Linked DNA regions of Homo sapiens: region 1 is linked to region 2. Evidence: chromatin contacts called from ENCODE Hi-C or POLR2A ChIA-PET data. All regions are on one chromosome and are shown on one strand. The core of a region is the stretch at or near the end of the contact, and the rest is flanking DNA. Distances in the headings are between cores, read along the strand shown.

Evidence for each region. Hi-C counts contacts between places; a loop is a spot of excess contacts on that map. ChIA-PET counts read pairs that join two places held with the same protein, here RNA polymerase II (POLR2A). Pooled maps may share reads with other maps.
Region 1: a loop to region 2 is called in a map of cardiac septum, with 2.1 times the contacts of the local background. The contact joins the enhancer-like site here to the promoter of EXOG in region 2. A Hi-C loop is called at or near these places in 2 of 168 maps with a recorded cell type or tissue (cardiac septum and endothelial cell of hepatic sinusoid) and 1 of 50 pooled maps. POLR2A ChIA-PET finds 5 or more read pairs at or near these places in 8 of 52 experiments (AG04450, BJ, Caco-2 and 5 more).

Annotation. Positions count from the first base shown.
Region 1 is chr3:38,541,364-38,545,028 of GRCh38, forward strand. No RefSeq gene overlaps it. Among named protein-coding and RNA genes, the nearest start is that of EXOG, 47 kb to the left of the region's middle. RefSeq lists enhancers at 751-1,287, 1,304-3,665, 2,029-2,530. Within about 2 kb of position 2,353, at least 4 of the 41 ENCODE cell types and tissues checked have a DNase peak (open chromatin) inside an H3K27ac peak, as active enhancers do.
Region 2 is chr3:38,494,429-38,497,781 of GRCh38, forward strand. It overlaps EXOG (exo/endonuclease G), which reads left to right and starts at 1,912. Exons shown (of 6, transcript NM_005107.4): 1 at 1,912-2,102; 2 at 3,201-3,350. The coding sequence starts at 1,940. RefSeq lists enhancers at 2,061-2,110, 2,171-2,240.

The sequences.
Region 1 (3,665 bases), core at 1,103-3,602, 47 kb after region 2:
TATAAGTTATACTTTCCTAAAACTGATTAAAAAATAAAAACAATGGGCTGGGAAAGGGAAGAAAATAGGATGGTCATGGTCATCCTTATTGCAAAAGTGACCTCTAAGACTTGGAAGAGGAAGCAGGGGAGCTAGGGCTGATCCCTGGGGGAAGAGCATTCCAGGTGGGAGGGAACAGCCAGTGCTTCAGTGCCAGGCCAGGACATGCTTGGCCTGCTCAGGAACCTGTAAGGAGTCGGTGTTGCTGAAGTGGAGCAAGAGGCCGGCCGTAGCGGGGCTCAGACAGGCAAATGGGCAAGGGATGGATCAGGGCTGGGTAAGGGCTGGGTAAAGGCTTTTCCTCTGGGTGAGATGAGGCTGCTAGAGGGCTTTCAGTGAGCGTGATCCGACTTGATTTTAATAGGACCACGCTGGCTGCTGTGTTGAGAGCCCGCTGGGGACAAGGACCAGTGAGGAGGCCACTGCAAGAATCCAGGAGAGAGATGATGGCGGCTCAGACCAGCGCAGTGGCCTGGTTGAACTTGGGATATATTTCGAAGGTAGAGCCAACAGGATTTCCGGCCGGATTGGATGTAGGGTGTGAGAAACAGAGAGGAGGCAAGGATGACGTCAAGGGTTTTGGCCTGAGCAGCTGGAAATCCAGCCGGGCACCCCCGTGGGGGCTGTTGAGTGGTTTTAACTGTCTCCTGGGGCCTGTGGGTGAAGCTGAGACAGAGACCGAAGGGAGGGGCTGAGCCCTACCCCTGGCTCTGTGGCTCAGGGAATAGGCTGCACATACTGATTATTCCATTACCCTTTATTTATTGGCCTTATTGGCTTTTGTCATTTCCTTGTCTCCTGTCTGGAGTGACAGCTATAAATGTGATAGATTGATACAGGATACAGGAGCCCCAATTATCTCTCTTAAACCGGCTTCTCTTAAACAGGGAGGGCTCTCGGGCAAGCTGTCCCTGCCCTCTGCCTTCTTTGCCACAAGTCCTACAGTCTTCCTTACAGAAGTGGCCTGGTTCTGCCAGGGGGGGAGCGATGCCTGGGAGGATGAGTGGCAGACATGGGCCCCAAGGGGAGATGGCTCCCAGGACAAATACTGGAGGCAAGTTCGGCCCCCTGGCCAGTCGCACCAAGGATCCCAGTGCACACTCCCTGATGCTCTGCCTCACACAGAGGCCAGCACAGAGTGGGGCAGGCGGGAAGACAGGACATACTGCTGGCTGCTCAGCCCACATCCGGGGAAGGGGGCTCCACTCTGACCTTGCATGCCTTTCTGGAATCCGAGCCGGCCTGTCTGTCCACAGAGGCTGGGATGATGGGGCTTTTCTCTCCGGCAGCAGGTGCCTGGCAGCTGCCCGGGGATGCCAGCTCCGTGAGCTGGCATGGGAGGAAGTGCTTGTCAGGATGGTCATTACACGTGCTGGGCTCAGGCTGGCCTGGCCCCGACCCCTGCCACTCAGGCTGGCTTGGGATACCCACATGAGGATGGCGCTTCCTGAAGGGACCCTGGGGTCCCTCTGGGATGCCCTCGGATGGAGCTTGGCAACTGCCAGCCTTTAAGTATCATTTCTGAACTAAGTTCCTCACCCATCCTCTCTGCTTGACTCTTCTCTGGCCTGTCTGCCTACCTCTGTCCCTGGGAAAGTCCTGAGGGCCCTGGCCCAAGGAGGTTTGGGACAGGAAGCCTGACATTCATTCTCGGGATTTGAGGCATCTCCCTGTGCCCCTCCTCATCCTTGACAGACTGACTACAGCCTCTGTGCCTTGCATGTGCACAAGTGCATGGTGAATCCACACGTGTTTATCTGGCAAGAATTTCAAATGGTCCTGTGTCTGACCTCCTTCCAGAAAAACAGAGTGGAAGGTGGGACTGCTGGTGAGAAAAGGGGCAGGAAACTTGAGGGGACAAGAAGGGTTCAAACGGAGGAGCAGGTCCAGGGGAACTCAGCAGAGAGTGAATTGGCTGATCAATCAGTTTGTTTCTTCTGCAAACATTCCCAGCTCCTTATCTGTGCCAGGTGCTGGGGCAGGGGCTGAAGACTGTGTTATGAACAAACAGGTCTGGCCTGGCCTTGCACAGCCCTTAGACTCACAGGTGGGCTGCACAGTAAGTGTGCTTAGAGCAATGGTGGGGTGCAAAGGTACCGTGCCAGCACACACAGACTCTCAGAAGCAGCCAGGGGCAGGAGACGCTAGTTCCTGCTGTTCCTCTGAGCCCATCAGTGGCTGCCCTTTGGCATCTTTGCCACCACACCCTTGCCTCACTCTCAGTTGCTGTCCCCAGTTGCTGTCTCTGCCTGTAGGAGTGCCTGGGCTTCTGTCTCCCTGGCCCCTCCCAACCTCCTGGGCTTTGAGTCTCGTGGCCATCAGGGCTGATATCGGAGGAGCTCCTGGCACGGGGGTAGGGAAGCTGCCAACACTGCTGTGGCCCCCAGGGTGAGAGCTGACGTCTGTCCAGGAGCATCTCTCTCCCTGCCAAGGGCTGAGATCTCTGGGCTGCATGCTTTCCCGCTGACACAGGAGCCAGCATCCGTCACTCACAGGGCCACCCGCTGCCTGGACCCCAGCCTCACCCCAGAGTGACCCAGTGACAGCTGCAGCCTTGCTGCAAGCACAGGCCTCCTCTCCCTGCCTCAGCCACTTCCCAGGCTCACTCACTCCTTCCAGGTGAACCCACCCACATCCCAGGCCAGGTGAGGGCCCACCTCAGGCAGCCAGGGAAGACCCCACCCAAGGGGCCGAGAAGCGTGGGCTCCAAGCCTTGGTTTCAAGAACAATGCGGGAAGCTGCCCGCTGGCCCAGACCAAGGTGGTAGTTAGGATCCCTGGAGCTTGTGAGAAAGACCTGACTCCCCTCACAGCCTCACAGTGGGGTCCCAGCCTCCAGCTTCCCTCCTTTCCTCACACATAATAGTCATTGAGTTACCACCATGTGCCAGCCACTGAGCTAGTCCCGGGATGCAGTACTGAGTAAAGCAGACATAGACTCTGTTCTTGTGCTGCTTTTAAGTTTTTTTCACTGAGGTTCCTAGTAAGAAGTTTATTTTCTATCACTCACCAGGATACACACATGGGCACTCACCCACATTTTATATAGAGCTGAATCAACAGTTTCTCCAAACAACACTCACTCTTACCACATGGGATATACTGCTATTTTAAATTCTGATATTCTTTTTAAAAAAAAAAAAACAAAAAAAAACTGGACATAGTCTGCCATTTGAAAAGCTCTCGTGTGGCTGGGGAAAGATGATTAGCCCAGTGGTGAATGGACTATCCCTGCCCCGGTGTGGACCAAGGAACCAATATCAGAGGTTTCAGGGCACCGAACCACATGCCTCTCCTATGAAGTTGGTTTACAAGGGAAATAAATGGCGCCACCCACTTGGGCCCCTAGTCACATCAAGGATATAAAAAGGGGTCTGAGAGAGTGGAGGGCTGCGGGACCCTGGGAGTCAGTTTCTTCGGAGAGAGCTGCTGCTGTGCTGTTTCCAGGACCCCAGCCTTCCCTTGCAGGAGGTTCTGGCAAGGCTTGTGGCAGGCACATACCACCTTCTAACTCTGGGCAGGCCAAGGGGGCTTCCAGAACTTCTCAGAGAGCTTTAAGATGTTGGAGACACAGAGAACTGGGCCTCCAGGATCCAAGAAAGCTCAAGTGGATGAGCGAGTGTGATC
Region 2 (3,353 bases), core at 662-3,161:
ACACTTGTTCAGAAGTAGAGGATCTGGATTAGGAAAAGCCATCTAATATTTATCTCTCTAGTATTTAGCACAGTGTCTGGCACTTACAAGGGCCTTAAGAAATACAGTACCTCAGTGATTGTGTATTTAGTAAATTCTGGGGAAAGCTGCTGAAGTAGCCTTGAAGCCTACAGATACCAGTGTTGTCTGGTTGTATTTGTTAGGATTCTTGGTTGCAGGTGACAGAAGCCATTAGACAAAAAAGGGGGTTTCACTGAAAGGATTCTGGGGGAAATGACTAGCCAAGACTTCAGAAAGGCAGGATGTATGTGGGCTTCAGGAGCCTGTGGGAGTTGGGGTCATAACATTGCAGGCCTCCACCTGTGTCCTGGTATTTCTTCCATTATTGCTCAGAGCAAGACCAGATGCATCTGCTCCTTTGACTTCTTAGCAGGAAACAAGGCTGTAGACAGTGCCAGAGCTTTTTTTTTTTTTTTTAGACAGAGTCTTGCTCTATTGCCCAGATTGGAGTGCAGTGGCACGATCTCAGCTCACTGCAACCTCCGTCTCCTGGGTTCAAGCAATTCTGCCTCAGCCTTTCGAGTAGCTGGGATTACAGGCACGCGCCACCACACCTGGTTGATTTTTGTATTGTTAGTAGAGACGGGGTTTCACCATGTTGGCCAGGCTGGTCTCAAATTCCTGACCTCAGGTGATCCTCCAGTCTTGGCCTCCCGAAGTGCTGGGATTGCAGGCATGAGCCACTGCGCCTGTGAGTTTTACGTCACAGCTTTGCTACCCAGAGAGACTACTAGATCGAAAATCCCTAGGAAGGACTCTGGTTGATGTAGCTTAACCAGTCAGGGTCCTTCAGAAGAGGTATTCCTGGCAAGGGGGTAGCCTCCCATTTGAGGCTGTCAAAATAATGTGCACACTTCAGTAGGTTGTTAGAAGTGGCCTCCTGGTCAGTGAATCATCAGTGGGATCAGATGAAAGTTATTCCTACCAGTTATCTAAGAAATAGGAAACTTGAAGTTTCTGCTAAGAACTAAGTCCACACGGAATGCTAGAGATCATGCTGCAAAATGAAGACTCATTTGTTTGTGAGTGGTAGTCCATGAAATCTATCCTTTCTTTGCCAGCAGGCGTTCAGCAATCTGGATTTTATATTCTATCAAGACAAAGAGTAGAGATGACTCAAACATTTCTAACATTTATAGAGCACTTAGTGACATGCCCCTGGTACTTCCCTAAACATTTTACATGTGTCATCTCCTTTAATCCTCACAAGAACGCTATGGTCTAAGTATTATTATTCCAATTTAAAAGAGAAGGTTGGGGACAGTGACACACACCTGGACTTACAGCACTTTGGGAGGCCGAGGCGGGAAGATTGCTTGAGGCCAGAAGTTGGATACCAGCCTGGGCAACATAAGGAGACCCCCTTCTTTACCGCTCCCCCACTCCCGCCAAAAATTTAGCCGGGCAATGTGGCACGTGCCTGTAGTCCCAGCTACTCAGGAGGCTGAGGCAGGAGGATCGCTTGAGCCCACGAGTTCGAGATCGCAGTAAGCTATGATCATTCCACTGTACTGCAGCCTGGGTAACAGAGACCCTGTCGCTAAATAAATAAATAGACCTGAGTTGGAATATCGGCTCTGGAGACCTTAGTGTAACCATGCGCAAGTGTTTACTCACCTATTAAATGAGACTAAAGGTATTTTCTTCTCATGACTATATATAGCATACCACTAAGCCCTCTAGACATCATATTCCCCATCCATCGCCCCGTCCAGTGGACCAGGGATGAAGCGGGGATGCGCTAGGCATCCCGGTTTGTCACCAGGGGGCGTGCGAGGCCCTCAGCTTGGCGGGCGGTGAGGCGTGGGGTGACGGGGGGATGGCGGGGGCCGGCATGCGCGCGCATGCGCCGTGGTAAAAGGCCGGTACCTCGGGCAAGATGGCTATCAAGAGTATCGCTTCCCGCCTCCGGGGTTCCCGTCGTTTTCTGAGCGGCTTCGTGGCTGGGGCTGTAGTGGGCGCTGCGGGAGCTGGGCTCGCGGCCCTGCAGTTCTTCCGGAGTCAGGGCGCTGAGGGAGCGTTGACAGGGAAGCAGCCGGATGGTAAGTCTGTGGGCCCGTCCTCCCTTCGCTGGCCCAGATTTCGGGCTCCGACTCCTACCTGGAGTGTGAATGGCAGTCCTTGACGGACAGCCTTCACCGTTTGCTGGGCCCCTAGCCTGGCCCTTGGTTTCTGACCTTTATTCTCCCGGCTCGGCCTCCCTTCCCCACCTCGCGTCTCGCCAGCTTCCCTCATGTCCTTCCTTCCCCCGGGCATCTTCGTTTTCTGCACAGAACCACCCCCGCCGCCCGACTTTCTTCCCCCCAGTTACTCATCGCGATATCTATGTTTTAATGTCTGTGTTCTCTACTAAGATTGTTAGCTCCATAAGACTTGAGACTATGTCTGTTTTGGTCTCCATCATCTAACCAGCACAGTACCTGGTACATAATTGGCATTCAGTAAGTATGAATGAAGGAATAAATTAATACATAATTTTAGTAGATGAGTTAACTGCCCTTCTTTCGTCATTGTTCAGTTGAAGAATACCTGCTATCCCTCCAAAGTGTATAAAAACTCATGTTGCAATGGGTACCTTATATTTGACAAAAAAAAAAAAAAAATTAACACGAGCTCATTTCTTGTACTTTGCGGATGTGCTAATTTAACTTGCTCCTTTGGATACTTGGCATCTAGCAAGAGAACTACCCCCTTGGGGGGTTGAGGATTTGAGAAGGCATCGGGGAGGATTATCTCGAAACTGACTCACTGCTGAATGTGTGCTTGGTTTCTCCCACTAGGAAAAACAGTACCAGTTTTACTGTCATCTTGCAACAGCACACATATCAGTGCTTCAGAGATGATTTGGAAATTTGATGTGAAAGACTAATAAGATCAAGTCTTTATTCAAAAGTTAATGCAGTAGCTGCATTTTATTCACTGATTATAGGCAAATCAGTACTTTGCCTACTGTCTGTTTTCTTCATCTCATAAGTAATTGCAAAAATGAGATTTTCTGGTTGATTAGACTTCTGAGCCAGTCCTTTGTAAATCACACCGCTCTCCTTTTCCTTATAATCTTTCATTATTAAGAGCCACTAATTGTGTGTGTGTGTTTTTTTTGTCTCTGCCCCCCCTTTTTTTTTTTTTTTCATTTTTAGGATCTGCAGAAAAGGCTGTCTTGGAACAATTTGGATTCCCTTTAACTGGAACAGAGGCAAGGTGTTACACTAATCACGCTTTGTCTTATGATCAGGCAAAGCGGGTGCCTAGATGGGTTCTTGAACATATTTCCAAAAGCAAGATAATGGGTA